Linked DNA regions of Homo sapiens: region 1 is linked to region 2. A link is a loop called in an ENCODE intact Hi-C map of the cell type or tissue named here. Cell type or tissue: B cell. All regions are shown on one strand.

The links. Hi-C counts contacts between places; a loop is a spot of excess contacts. Peaks named below come from ENCODE experiments on the same cell type or tissue, not always from the same donor. Only the 100,000 strongest peaks of a DNase experiment are listed, where the experiment ranks them.
Region 1: it touches region 2 in a loop (31-fold over the local background); 7 of 110 quality-filtered maps call a loop at or near these places.

What each region holds. Positions count from the first base shown.
Region 1 is chr2:182,975,831-182,983,830 of GRCh38, reverse strand. NCKAP1 (NCK associated protein 1) reads left to right here. Exons shown (of 31, transcript NM_013436.5): 11 at 449-545; 12 at 904-1,010; 13 at 2,455-2,587; 14 at 4,916-4,997; 15 at 6,880-6,938. Among named protein-coding and RNA genes, the nearest start is that of NCKAP1, 59 kb to the left of the region's middle. In B cell, CTCF peaks have their summits at 3,369 and 3,574 (motif pointing right); a DNase peak (open chromatin) is centred at 3,610.
Region 2 is chr2:182,236,340-182,244,339 of GRCh38, reverse strand. PDE1A (phosphodiesterase 1A) reads left to right here. Exons shown (of 15, transcript NM_001363871.4): 3 at 4,048-4,230. Among named protein-coding and RNA genes, the nearest start is that of PDE1A, 190 kb to the left of the region's middle. In B cell, no CTCF peak of the experiment used is centred here; a DNase peak (open chromatin) is centred at 3,339.

The sequences.
Region 1 (8,000 bases), 740 kb before region 2:
GAACTCCTGAGCTCACGCAGTCTGCCCAAGTTGGTCTCCCAAAGTGCTGGGATTACAGGCATGGGCCACTGTGCCTGGTCACCATCAAGAACTTCATAGTCTATAAAGTGCTTAAAGCTACATGGTACTAAAATTGGATAAATTATTCATAAATAAATAGCTAGATGTTGGGAAATGCTTCTTGAAGGACTGGTCTTGAAGGTTGGGTAGGATTTTGATAGATGGAGAATAACAAAAGAAACATAGTTTAAAAAGCAACATAAGAAAGGCAGGATAAATGTAAGATTAGAAACTCACTTAACGATAGACACATAGAAGATGATTTTTATAGGAACTTTGGCTTCCTAAAAAAAGACTTTGGAAGTTGCACCTATAATGCTAGTTACTTTAATTGCCAATAATAATTTTAGTAGAAGCAGATAAACTATTATGGTGTCTTTCCCCATAGTGGTTCAATGCACAGAGAAAGACGCAAGTTTTTAAGATCTGCACTGAAGGAATTGGCTACTGTCCTCTCTGATCAACCTGGATTGCTAGGTCCCAAGGTAATTCATTTAATTATTATTTCAATAATTGTGCCATATTAAAATTTTAAAAAACGTTTCTAAGTGAAATTTTACTGAAATTTGAGTCAGGGACTACATAAAAGGATTTTTATATTTAGTGGAGAATGAATTTGCTGACTTGACATTCATACATCGTACCTCCCTGCATTCTTCTCCCTTATATGCATGCTCTCTCTCATACATACTTACAGGTTCTCTTGTGTCCTCTTCTGTTAGTCTCTTCACTCTTTTGAATTGATATTATCACTTCTTGCCAATGACTTTTCACATAGAAAGAGATTACCAGTTTTGTTTTTAATCTTTGAATAAGAATAAACACTTACTTTTTTTTAAACAGGCACTTTTTGTTTTTATGGCATTATCCTTTGCCCGTGATGAAATCATCTGGCTACTTCGTCATGCAGATAACATGCCAAAGAAGAGTGCAGACGACTTTATAGATAAGTAAGTTAGCAACATTTAAAAAAATATTTTCTGTATATAGATGCTTCTTGATTTACAATGGGGTTATGTCCTGATAGACCTATTGTAAGTTGAAAATATTGTTAAGTTGAAATTCATTTAGTACACCTATTATTACTGAACATTAGAGCTTAGCCTAGCCTACCTTCAATGTGCTCAGAACTCTTTTATTAGCCTACAGTTGGGCAAAATTATCTGGCAACATAGTACACTGAAGAGTATAGGTTGTTTATCTTTCTGATCACATAGTTGACTGGGAACTACGGCAGCATCATGAGAGAGTATCATACTGCCTATTGCTAGCCTGGAAAAAAAGTCAAAATTCAAAGTACAATTTGTACTAAATGTGTATCTCTTCTGCACCATTGTAAATTAGAAAGATAGTACATCCAAATCACTGTAAGTTGTGCACCATCTATATTCTGATTTGTGGGCTGGGGAATCTGGAGACTTATATTTGAAGCAAAATTATTTTGAAGAGCTTGGAATATTTGTAATATATCATTAGATGATATTAATTAGACTGCAAAGTCAAATTTAGTTTTAAATTAGGGCTTTTATTTTCTCGTAGTATGCTTTGTGGTGATAAAGTTTTTGTTTTCTTGCTATGCTCAGTAATATTTCTTATGGAATTCATTTTTTAAAACTATTTACTACACAAAACATTTAAATAAAAATCCTGTTTTTAGAGTTGCAACTCAGTGTGTCATTAAAATGTGTCTTATTTTAGTTCAGTCTCTCAATAAGAGTTAGAAAAATGGAGCAGAGAAATAAGAGCATACAGAAAAATTTTATTTCTTGCTAATCTTCTTTTATTTGAGATTTTTTGATGATGTATTTATAACATGTCCTGTTTATTTTTTTAATTTAAATTTTTTTTTTTTTTTTTTTTTTGAGACGGAGTTTTACTCTGTCACCCAGGCTGGAGTGCAGTGATGCCATCTTGCCTTACTGCAACCTCAACCTCCTGGGTTCAAGTGATTCTCCTGTCTCAGCCTCCCAAGTAGCTGGGATTACAGACACCCACCACCATGCCCAGCTAACTTTTGTATTTTTAGTAGAGATGGGATTTTACCATGTTGGCCAGGCTGGTTTTGAACCCCTGACCTCATGTGATCAGCCCGCTTTGGCCTCCCAAAGTGCTGTAATTACAGTCGTGAGCCACTGTGCCCGGCCCTGCTTATTTTCAGTTTGGATTTTCTGCTGTCGATTTTTAGCTTTAACTTTTTTTCTTTCTTCTTTTTTTCTTGCTTTCCATGATTTCTTTATTCATGAAATGATTTAAAAAGGAAGTAATTGACATTAAGTATTAAACAATGCCCTTTATAAGAAAAATACTTTTAGAAATAAGATTAAGGGCATCGAATATATTCTTTAATAATGATGAATTTATTATTTGAATATTTTTCTTGAAATTTTAAAAAAGGCACATTGCTGAATTAATATTTTACATGGAAGAACTTAGAGCACATGTGAGGAAATACGGACCTGTAATGCAGAGGTATTACGTGCAGTACCTTTCTGGCTTTGATGCTGTTGTCCTCAATGAACTCGTGCAGGTAAAAACTATCTCATACTATTTCCCTTTTGTTCCTTCCTTCCCACCTTTGATAGTATTTTATTTGTTTGTTCAACAAGCATTTATGAAATATCATGTGCCAAGTGATAAATCATGTTTATATTTTGGAGATCATTACCTAGAAGGGAAGAAACAGTTAGTTGTAGTCCAATGTGATAGGTGTTATGCATTAAGTATATATAAAGCTCAGAATGAACACAAGGAAAGACACAATTATTTATCCTGAAGATGGAGGTGTACGCTAACCAAATTACAGAGGGCCTTGGGAAAGAGGAGGTTAATCATAAATCAGGTGTACTACTTAAAAAGATCACCCTGGTTCAGTGTGGATGGTAGATTGCTGGGAACCAAATGAGGAGGCAGAGAGACCAGAAGAAAAATGACTGCAGTAGGCTAGATGAGAGGTGATGAGAGTCTGAACATGGGCAGTAGCTATGGAGATTCAGAAGAGATGATAGAGACAATATAATTGGTAATTAAGTATTAGAGGGAAAGTAGAATAAAAATCTTTTTGAAGAAGATTGTTAGAGGATGGCCAGTAAATAAAGATTTCATATAGACATTCCCATTTAAATGTCCAATTTTTTTTCCTTAATTGGTTTTTAGCCTTTTTTTGCTTTCCATAATTTATTTATTCAATATTTTTCATCTTTATTTAAATTTAAAAAACTTTTTATTCCAAATAAACTGACTCTAAGGAAATAATATTTTATTTTGCTTCACTTTATAGAATTACATGTTTCAAATGACTGTAAGCTAATACATAGTATAAAGAAAACAGTTAAGAATCCTCTTTATATAAAGACTTCTCTAAAGCTGCTAGTTTTCCAGAGAAATAACCATACTTTGAAGATCTCATTTTTTTCAAATCAACCTAAAAATATAATAAGGAAAAAAATTGTTCATGTAATTTTTTTTACCTTGAGTTACATGCTGTTACAAGCTAGTATTCTAAACTCTATAGTTTATTTCTTCTTTTATCCACTAGATGGAGCTCAGATACTTCTTTTCTATGGTCATTTAAAAAGGGAACAGAAAACCTGGGGTATTATTGCCTTACTATAATTTTATTTGAATAGTTATTACTTAACAGATAAGCCAGAAGCTTTTGTTACTGTTTATTATTTATTCATACTAGCATACAGTTTAAAAAGTAAACCAGAATTCCTGAATTACTTAATCTATTTTTATATAAAGTGGAGTTTACTAATACTGAGAAGATTAATTCTTAGCATTTCTTCTGGAATTATAGTAATAGTATAGTATCAGCAGCAATCATACTGATATTAGTAATTGCCAGATTTATTGATAGTGTATCTTACCAAATCTGTAGAAAACCTCTGTGAGAGTGGATATAGTTATCATTATTTGTTGAAGAAGAAATGCCTTATGTAATTTGCTCCTTATCACCAATACAGCTCATAAGTAATAAAGCCAGTAGTCAAACTCAAGTTTTGACTCCAAAGCCTGAGCATTTTACCACCCTCTTCTGTTGCAAAGTATATTCACAATGTTTTTCACCATTTGCTAGCATATAAATTTAGAACTAAGGTTGTAAACCTGTTAGCATAGTTGATTGCAATAGGTGTTAATATTTTATTGTGGTAAAATATATGTAACAAAATTTACCATTTTCATGATTTTTAAGTGTACAGTTCACTCGCATCATAAAGTTTTAAAAATGTGTTTTATTTATACTGTTTGTAAGCTAAGCATCCACTTTTTAAAAGGAATTTATTTTTTAGCATCCACTTTAAATACAGTTTATCAAATATTCATTTTTTAAGCTAGATTGAAAAGGATTTTTAGGTCTTAATTTTGTTGAGGCCTAACATACAGACAACAAAAATCATTCATTTTTAGTGCATGTTGTAAATTTTGGTAGCTGTATGCATTTGTGCAACTATTACCATCACCATATTCAAGACAGAACTTTTCCAACACCTTTAAAAGTTTACTTATACACCCTTATGGTACACCTTCATCATTCTTGCATAAGCCCCTGACAGCAACTGGTGTTTGTCATTATACTTTCGCCTTAAAAATACTTTTTCATATAAATTTTCCTATATAGTGTATGAAAAAATTACTTTTTAACACAAAATCATTTATTTTTTATTTCTTTCACTTAATGTAATGGTTTTGAGATTCGTGTTATGGTGTGTGTTAAAATTTCATTTCTTTTTTATTACTGAAAAATATTCCATAGTATGGGTATACCAGTTTGTTTATCCGTCCACTAATTGATAGACCTGAGTTGTTTCCCAACTATAGATGTTTTTAACGTTACTTTTTGTTTGTTTTTCAGAATCTTTCTGTTTGCCCTGAAGATGAATCAATCATCATGTCCTCTTTTGTTAACACTATGACTTCCCTAAGTGTAAAACAAGGTAATAAGCCTTTTAAATAAAAGCATATTTTCTTCTAATTAGATTTTCAAACTTGATTATTAAGGAGATAATTTACCAATTAATTTGGCTAATGATCTATTATCTTTTATCTTAATTTTGTTCTCTGAAGCAAAGATTTCCAAAATGGGTTTGTGATGCTATTTACAAAAATAATAATTACAGTTTTATATTTCTAATTATTAAGCAGGAAAAAAAGCATTTTGTAACAAAAACAATAAAACATTTGCATTTTGTAGCAAATCATATATTTGGTCCAAGCATACCAATAACAATATTTAATGCCATTTATAAAATGTTTAGTCTGTGCCAGGCACTTTACATATATATTATCCCATTTACTCCACATTCTTTTTTCAACACTGTTATTACTTTTGACAGATTTGGAAACTCTGGGTTTGAGGGTTAACCTCGCAGTTACTGAACATAATTTGCCAAGCTCTAATAGCTGTTAAGCAAAAGTAGGAATTTGAGCTCAAATCTGTCAATCTCAAAAATTGATGTCATATAATCACCTTGCCATTATTTGACACTCCATTCTAGTGGATCGATAGTGTGTTTTAGTTTTATAGTCTTTTAATAAAGGATATCAGAAACCTTGAAAACTTCTGAGTAATAAATGTATAAACATTTTTCTTAGTTCAATCTTTATTGCTACCACATCTAAGTAATGAAACTAAAGTAATTTTTTCTGGTGATATTTGGTTTATATAGAGTTATTTTGTGGAACTTCAGCATGCTGTCCAAAGTTTCTATTCGTAGGATCTCTCAAATTCTATTCAAACTCCTGTAAATTGACATGTAAGCACACTAAGAATCAGAGAGCTTAGGAGAAAAGCCTTTACTTCCCTTAGCACAACTGTCTCCTTTATCATCATCTTTACAGGATTTGAGAATTGTTTCACTGTCTTCACTCTTTAATTTTAAAATGTTTTTATTTTTTAATTGTAAAATACACATAAAATTGACCATCTTAACCATTTTTGAGTGTATAGTTCAGTAGTGTTAAGTATATTCATATTGTTGTACAACCAATCTCCAAAACATTTTCATCTTGCAAAACAAATTCTTTTAATGATTATTGAACAACAGTGTGCCATTTCCCTTTCCTGCTAGCCCCTGGCAACCTCCATTCAACTTTCTGTTTCTGTGAGCATGACTGCTCTAGATACCTCATATAAGTGGAATCACAGAGTATTTGTCTTGCTGTGACTGGCTAATTTCACTAGGCTTAATGTCCTCAAGTTCAGCCATAGTAGCATGTGTCAGAATTTCCTTTCTTTTTTAGCAGAATAATAGTGCATGATATTTATTTATTTTATTTTTGAGACCCAGTCCCGCTCTGTTGCCCAGGCTGGAGTGCTGTGGTACAATCTCGGCTTACTGTAACCTCTGCCTCCCAGGTTCAAGCAATTGTCCCACCTTAGTCTCCCGAGTAGCTGGGACTACAGGCACGCACCACCACACCCAGCTAATTTTTGTATTTTTAGTAGAGATGGGGTTTCACTACGTTGGCCAGGCTAGTCTCAAACTCCTGACCCTTAGGTGACCCACCTGCCTCGGCCTCCCAAAGTGCTGGGATTATAGGCATGAGACACTGCTCCCGGCCTCCATTGTATTTAGATACTACATTTTGTTTATTCATTCATCTATCAATGGAAATTTAAGTTGCTTCTACCTTTGACTGTTTGAATAATTCTTCTGTGAACATGGGTGTACATATATCTCTTTAAGACCTTGGCTTTAATTGTTTTAGGTATACTCAGAAGTAGAATTGTCTTAGCTCTTAAAATTTAAAATGTGCTTATAGATTGTGAAAACATTAATTTGCTTTGTAATCTTTTTTTTTTTTCTATTACTACAGTTGAAGATGGGGAAGTATTTGATTTCAGAGGAATGAGATTAGATTGGTTTAGGTTACAGGTAAGAATAACCTTTTATTGTCATTCTGTTTTGTTATTTTAGTTAACATGAAAAATTTTATAACAACTATAAAATATTCATTGTTATATACCTATTGAAAATATTTCTTTTGTATAATTAACCATAAAAGAAACATTTTGTACTAATTATTAAAGTTGGATAAATATATTAATAACTTAAGCCAATATGAGTTTTTGAATAGATTATTATAATTTTAAAATATCTAAAAATTTAAATCCCAATCTCTCTCTTGATTATCCTGATTCAAATATTTAATTCTAAAGTGAAAGCACAAAATCTTTTCTGAGAAAATATTTAAAATCTACTGTGGGCATCAGCAAACTTTTTCTAATAAAGAAACAGCTGCTAAAAAATTTTAGGCTTGCAGCCATATAGTCTCCGTCATCATGATTGCACTCTGCCATTGCAGTGTGAGAGCACCTATAGACAATACATAACTTAATGGGCATGGCTGTATTCCAGTAAAACTATTTATAAAAACAAGCAGGTAGCCCACAGGCCATAGTTTACCACCACGATCTGTACAAAAAACTTCCATTTTCTGAAAAACAAATAAATATTATTAGACTTAGAGTGTTCATTTAATATATGTCTCATATAAATAGTTCCTAAAGGCATTAAGAATGCAAGCCTAACACCTTGGTGTATACTGTAACCTTAATGATAAAAATTAGTTGCCCTGTAAATATTTTAAGTAATTATGGGAAAATGGCCCAGTGTTCTCAATAATGTGCATGTTTTAAAAATCCATATATTTTTAAATGATAATATAGTCATTTGACTCATTGTGAAGTCAAAACATTCAGTTTGCCCCTTTCCCAGTTTCATTCTCCAGAAATACTCACTTTTAATAACTGGCCTATATTTTTTTAGATGTTCAAACAAGTAAATTAGATAGTACTATGTACTGTTTTGCTATTTATTTTTGTCTTTTTAAAAAAATATTTACTTATTTATTTATGTTTTAGAGGCAGGGTCTTGCCCTGTCACCCAGGCTAGAGTGCAGTGGTATGGTTATAGCTCACTGTAACCTCAGGCTCG
Region 2 (8,000 bases):
ATAAGATCAAGACATTAATTTTTCAAAAAAAGTTTAGTGGAAAAATGATAGATATGGAAACTAGATAAAAGAGATCTCTGATAGGCATAATCCATTTCCCTGAAGAAGAGAACCAAACAAATGGAACAGAAAAAAATGTATAGTCTGAGAAAACATTAATAATATACCATTAAGGCCGGGCGTTGTGGCTCACTCCTGTAATCCCAGCACTTTGGGAGGCCAAGGCGGGCGGATCACCTGAGGTCGGGAGTTCGAGACCAGCCTGACCAACATGGAGAAACCCCGTCTCTACTAAAAATACAAAATTAGCCAGGCGTGGTGGCACGTGCCTGTAATCCCAGCTACTCAGGAGGCTGAGGCAGGAGAATCGCTTGAACCCGGGAGGCAGAGGTTGTGGTGAGCCGAGATCGCACCATTGCACTCCAGCCTGGGCATCAAGAGCGAAACTCCATCTCAAAAATAATAATAATAAGTCAATAAAATAATATACCATTAAGACTTTGAGCCATATGTTTATAGGACAAAATGATACCCAACTCAATACCAATTACGGTCTTTGAAAAGTAGTGAACTTCCAAAATAAAAGACCATTTTTGCAATTGTGCTCAGTTAACTAAACTAACTAAACTCAAAACACCATTCTTACAACTTTGTCTATTCCTCTCACAGCATGCACATTGGTCTTTTAGATACATAAATCATATCACATCCTGCTTAAAATAATTCAATGACCTGCCATTGCAAATATGACAGAATCCTTCCAAGGCCTGATATTAGCTTACTTATACCTATGTTTGCCTCCCAACTTGGGTCACTCTCTCTCTCAGTCAGTATACTCCAGCCACATTTGGCCTCCTTCCTGTTCCTCAAACATGCCAATACTGATCATGCCTCGGGCCTTTGTACTTGCCCTTCTTTCTATCTGGAATAGATAGAACAGACTTCCCCCAGACTTTCCTATAACTAATACTTCCTCATTGTTCGGGTCTTAACTATCTGATCATCTTATCTAACATAGTGTTTCCTCTCATAATTAACCTTATATCATAATTCTTATTTTATTTTTAGTCTTTCTTTTAAAATATAAGTTCTACCTGATAAGGGATCATTCTCATTTTTTCAATTTTTAATCACTTCATTTAGTTTGACAATAATTCTGTAATGTTTAAACAGTATGGTGTTTAGATTTATAATTGCTAAAAAGGCATTTTATTTCATTGCAAATAGGATTTTTACATGAGAAATAGGACTGGTATGTTCTATTAAATGAATATTAATAGAGAACTGAGTCTTTATATTCTATTTTATTTATAACCTACACTGGTAGTTATCACGCAGCATTCATAAATGATGGAAAGATGATTTCTTATCCAAACCAACAGCTACACAACACACACACACACATACACACACGAGAGAGAGAGAGAGAGAGAGAGAGAGGGAGAGAGAGAGAGAGGGAGGAGAGGAGAGAGGAGAGAGAGAGCGAGATACGTATTTTAAGGAATGGGCTCATGTGATTATTGGTGCTGGCAAGTCTGAAATTTGCAAAGCAAACTGGCAGGCTGGAAACCCTGGCAGGAGTCATTGTTGCAGTCTTGATTTCAAAGGCGTTCTGGAAGCTGAATTCCTTTCTCTTTGGGGGACCTTAATCTTCTTTCTTAAGGTTTTCAACTGATTAGATGAGGCTTACCCATAATTTAGAGGGTAATCTGCTTTATTCAAAGTCTACTGATTTAAATGTTAATCACATCTAAAAAATACTTTCACAGCGACATTTAAATTGGTGTTTGACCAAACGACTGGCCACCATAACCTACCTATGGTGACACATAAAATTAAACCTCACGGAGGTAGTTGTTGCCTTTTCAAGATTCCCTTTTCAAGTTACACAATAGCATATTCCATGCTCTTCCCTTAACACACTGTCGTCCTTTATTTGTGTGTCCCTAATTAATCCGTATCATTATTTCTCCCTAAAATTATATGCACTTTCTTCTCAGTAGATGACCTCATGCATCACGACTAAGGATTTCCAGCCTCCTAAGTACCACTCTACTATGTGGAATATCCCTTCCATATGCTGGTTTTGTCATGTTTGGTGAGCTCTCTTGGATCATTTATGAGTATAGGACATATAGCCTTAAAGCCATCAACATGAAATTTACTGTGGAGGAATTGGCACCATCAGCCAGGTTTCTGTCATTCTAAGGAGATTAGCTGACAAAACTAGGCTGCAGTGGAATGCTTGGAGCATGGTGACATCACAAGATTACACCACAATGATTCCTATTCCACTTGTTCTACCTACACTGTATCTGATCACTGCATAAGAGATAGTAGAAATGGCATTATCTTTAAAGTAGTGATATTTTCAAGCCATGAAGTTTAGTGACTTGCTGAAATGGGCTAGGGAATCTAATTTCAAATGGGCAAAAAGATAAACAAACTATTTTGCTTTAATTTTCTAGTTCAGTGTTTTAGGGGTAAATCAAAACCATCCAAATGTCAGATCAGAAAGAAAGTTAAAAATCATATAGAGTAAGTATTAATCAGTATTAACATTCAACTCTAAATATTTTTTATCGTTATATGTATACACGTATCTTTGTGACTCCAGAACTTATGTTTATTTTTTATAAGGTATTTCATAAATACATTCATGCTTATTTAATACCATGGAAAATAAATATTGGCAAATGACTTTTCTGCAGGTTTATAGGAAACAGCAGCATATGTGAGAGGTCATTTAAAGGAACATGAAGAGTTCCTCTCCTGCATATTACCTTTTGAGCCTCTCTTTAGTCAGATTGAGTTCTTTGTGGAGACCTCCTGTTTTTTGTCCTTTGTTTTGTCCCTGCTTTTTGAGATGGCCCCTGCCTTGTTTCTGAGGCATTAGCATGTACAACCATCTCTGGCCACCTTCCAACATTAGCTCATAATCGTTAGGCCTAGGTCTGGGCAAAGAGATTTTCAAAAGCAGATGAAACCCAAAGGTTGAAGCTAACATGTGCCAGAGTTTTTAGATTGGTGCACAGATAAGGAAAGAACCAAGTCAAATGGCAGGCAGAGCTGGCCTGTGTTCTTCCTAGAGGCAAAGTTCAACTGTTCTGTAAGCTGTTTCTGTATTTGGTGGGGAGCCTCTGGGATGTTGCCAGTTCAGACCTCTAGGAAGTTCTTGACTGCCGAAGCTGACTGGCCTTAAAATAACGATGTTTCCTTAGTTTCCTCTTTAATGGCAGCTGTTATTACTCAGCAGTCCAGTCAATTTTATCTACCTGGAGCTTATACAGAGCGTGGTCATTGTTTCAGTTCCTATTCACTACCTCACTCACTGGGTTGATTTCCTCAGCCAGCAGCTCTAAACCCATGAGAGCTCCACCCCGTGGTCACCTGAAATGCGCTTTAAACATAATCTATTTGATATCATGTGTTTTCATTTTTTTTTTCACTTTTAAAATCTGTGACATTGATAGAATGGATATCGTTGGGAGCACTTAAGTGGTTATTTTCCTAAAATTTAGAGGTACTTATCCAATGAAGTAGCATCTGTGAATGACTTTTATAAATTGCAAAGCCTAATTCAAATAGCATGTACTATACTTAAGATACACACAAGATTATTAAGTATATGACAACTATTATAGATTCAATCCCCCTTTTTTCTTCCCACTCCAGTTACTTCCTTTAATAGCAGACATCTGTTTATGAATTCACTTCCCTATCTTTCCTTAGTTTTATTCATTATTAGAATAGCACACTAAAGATATTAACAGTCGGTACCTCTAGACTGGTGTATCATTGTGCTGAAATGTTTGGGAAGCTGCAAATGCTCAAGTCTATTCGTTGTTGTCTTCATATGATCAATTTGAGAAATTAAGAGCTTTCCAAATGTTAATGAATTTTTTTTCTTTCTTTAGAGAGTACATATTAAGGAATAATCAGAGAGTGATTGGCTATATTTTAAATCCCATTGCAATCCTTGTTTTTCTGTTATATGTTTTTCTTCACTTTTTTATAAAAAAGTTTAATCTGTATAAATTTTTGTAGAAGACTTCTGGATACTGAAGATGAGCTCAGTGACATTCAGACTGACTCAGTCCCATCTGAAGTCCGGGACTGGTTGGCTTCTACCTTTACACGGAAAATGGGGATGACAAAAAAGAAACCTGAGGAAAAACCAAAATTTCGGAGCATTGTGCATGCTGTTCAAGCTGGAATTTTTGTGGAAAGGTAAGTGAAATTGTTGGTATCTCAAGACAGTAACATTTGAAAGGCAGCAGATACATTCATTTTTTCAAGGGTATGAGCAGTCTATATTTCACTTATTGACGAAAACTGTGATCATAATGATAACTAGAATGAACAAATTTGGGACTTTATGATGAACTTACCTATAACAAAAACACCTGGTCCCGGATGCATTCTTTTTATTTATTTTAAGTTGACATGAAGACTGAAAGCAAAGATTTTTGAATGACCTTTCTCCTCAAATGAACCTTTGTGAACAACTGTTTAAAAACAATTCTGACACATGTATATGTTACACAACTAATTTTACCTGAATAAAATGTAACATTTCATGAAATACATTCTACACTGGGTAGCAATCTACATGTCAAGATCACTTAGGCCTTCCTCTGCCCTAAAGACAGAAGACCATTTGCTTCCCTTCTTTCCATAATGGAGGAAATCTCTCTCATGCTCACTTTTGATAGGTTATTTTTTTTTTTCAACATTTCTGTCACTGAAGCAAGGGATATTTGATGGCCCCTAGAAACGCCTAGTTATATCATCAGAGTTTTCAATGTGAAACACATGCTAATATGACCCAATTTTACATTCTTTCAGCCCTTAAGAATACAGCTTATTTTTTCCATCTAGGAAACAAGATATTTCCTAGAACTAAAACTACAAAAGACTCGCCAAAATAGACATTTTATGTTTGACAGAATTGAAAAGTAGTTATCAGAAATCCCTTAGATTAAAAAATAATTACATGAAATTATATGTGGAATGATTATTTGAATATTTTAGAAACTAATAAAGTTGAGAAACAGAGAAAAATTTTGCCAATATGCCTAAAATTAAATTTTAGAGAAACTGCATTATTTCTCATCTTCTGATATCTCTAGGCATTACCGTTAATCAATATTACAAACTTGAATTTTTTTCTGCTAAAGGGACAGTGGAAAACACATTTGAATTTCTAAAAGTGTAAATGAGAATGCATGGCAACAAATATAAAGCTTAAAGATGGTTAAATACACTGTGCAATTTAAAGAAGATGACTTTTCTCTAGCATCAAATTAAAAATATCTAAATAGTACATCAGAAAATCTGTGAGAGAATCACAGATGAAACATGAGAGTATGTTTGATTTGCTAAAGAAATGTATATTTTGTCTTCTTTGTTTAAAAAAATATTACAGAACTTGGCAAACTGGGAAAAAATGTAAACTGTGGAGGAAGATCAACTGATTTTCCATTTCCATTCAAGAGAAGGTTATAATATATAAAATATCTGAATATGCTAAATTTCAATTTTTTCATATGTTACATAAAACACATTTAGTAGCCTATAAAAGTATAAAATTGTTCTTCAGGTAACTAAATTAGTAAGCAGTCTTTAAGAAATCAATGTGCTAAGAACATATAGAAATAAAGTCTTTTTTAAATCACTGTTGAATCCCCACTAGTAGGTGCATAAAAATAGTGGGACAAGTTTATTGGAAATTTTCAAAAGTAATCATCTTCAATCCTGACAGCTGAAAGTCTACTTGAAGTCTTGTTGCTTCTTCCTTTAAACGCTTCCTCCCAAGATTCAATTCCCTGGCAAGCCCTGGCAATTACTTACCCAAATGCATTCTGAATCCACTCACTTCCTCATCTCCACTCCTGCAACCACAATCTAAGCCTCCACTATCTGCCTTCAGAAATACGACAGTAACTTTCTAACTGGGCTCCTCTCCTCCTAACTTGACCACCCCAACCAAGCCATTCCACAGTGATGTTTTTAGGATATAAATTAGTTCCTGTCATTCTTTTCTTTTTCTTTTTCTTTTTTTTTTTTTTTTGACGTAGTCTGGCTCTGTCACCCAGGTTGGGGTGCAGTGGCGCGATCTCGGCTCCCTGCAAGCTCCGCCTCCCGGGTTCAAGTGATTCTCCTGCCTCAGCCTCCCGAGTAGCTGGGACTACAGGCACCCGCAACCCTGCCTGGCTAATTTTTTTGCATTTTTAGTAGAGACGGGGTTTCAGCGTGTTAGCCAGAATGGTCTTGATCTCCTGACCTCGTGATCCACCCACCTAGGCCTCCCGAAGTGCTGGGATTACAGGCGTGAGCCACCGTGCCCAGCCTAGTTCCTGTCATTCTTAAGCTTCAAACCACCAGAAGGTTTCCCAATTCACTTGAGCCTGGTTAGGTCCCTTTCTGCTTTCTAGCCTCATCTACTGCAACCTTCATCCTTGACTGAACACCTATACCAGCCTGATTTCAATTTCAAGAACATTTCTAAGCTCTTTCCTGCCTTGGAGCCATTCATCCTGTTATTTTCTCTGTCAGAAGTGGTTCTCCCCACCCTTCAACATGGCGGGCTGGCCCTTTTACCGTTCCAGAGGTCTTCCCGGATCACTCTATGCTGTTCCTCACTATTGCTGCCCCCAGCCAGTGGTTTACCTCCTAGCACTTATCCCTGTTTGTAATCATATATTGTATCTTATTTTTCATTTCTCCTCACCACTGGAATAAGCCCTGTGAAATAGCAACAATATTTCCCTTGCCTTCCACTAAATAAGTCTGTTGCCTTGCAGAGTGCCTGGTATAAATAGTGTTGTTTTTTGTTTGTGTGTTTGTTTTGTTTTTCTTTGAGACGGAGTCTGGCTCTGTCACCCAGGCTGGAGTGCAGTGGCTTGATCTCCGTTTACTGCAACCTCCGCCTCCCGAGTTCAAGAGATTCTCCTGCTGGGATTACAGGCGCATGCCACCACGCACGGCTAATTGTTTTTTGTATTTTTAGTAGAGACAGGGTTTCCCATGTTGGCCAGGCTAGTCTCGAACTCCTGATCTCAGGTGATTCACCCGCCTCGGCCTCCCAAAGTTCTGGGATTACAGGCGTGAGTCACTGCGCCCGTCCTTAAAATAGTATTTTTAAAGAGTTTTTGAATTATATCTTGTAACTATTATGGAAACTTCCACAAATAATCCACTACATTTCCAGTTAGACTTTCACCACCTTTAGGAGCCCAGGAAATTCACTATCATTTTTCAGAAACTTGTAATATATCACCTGTTTACTAAAGTGTGAGACAACTGGGTTAAGATATCTCCGATGCTCATTCTAATTCAAGGATGAGTCACCTTAATTTTCCATCTTAGTGTTCTATTTCTAATTTTCCATCCTAGAATTCTATTCCTGATTATAGAATTAGAAAAGTATGATAATGGGAAAGTTTTGCTATCTCTTTGGAAGGGTAATCCTCTTTGTCTTCCTTTACATTCCATGTAATGAGAAAGTATATTGGTATTCATTTCTCAACCTATCCCAAGTTTAAGAAACTCAGTAGCATCAGAGGTCCCATTGAGGCCAGAGAGCTCTAAAGACATAAGATTTTGAACCAATGATATTGGCTGCAAAGTAATGAGAACAGTTAAAATAATAATAAAAATGATGGCTTACTTGTACTGAGAATCATTTACACAAAAAGCTTATAATTATTCTCATTTTACAAATGAATGACATTAAATAGTTTCCAAAGGTCACACAGCAGTGAGTGGCTAACATGTGATTCAAAGCATGTGTTCTCTTTGCCTTTCTGTGCCATGAAGTCAAGTCGAGCTAACGTTAATTAACATTTTAAAATTTCTTAATCCTGAATGATTTTTATATTGACGCTTTTGCCTGTTCATCATCCTTCCATTTCCCCTGCACCTCCATTTTTTTAGTATTAATAGTAATGACTAGAAACAGATGGAAAAGACTGTTTCCAAAAAAAAAAAACACCTGA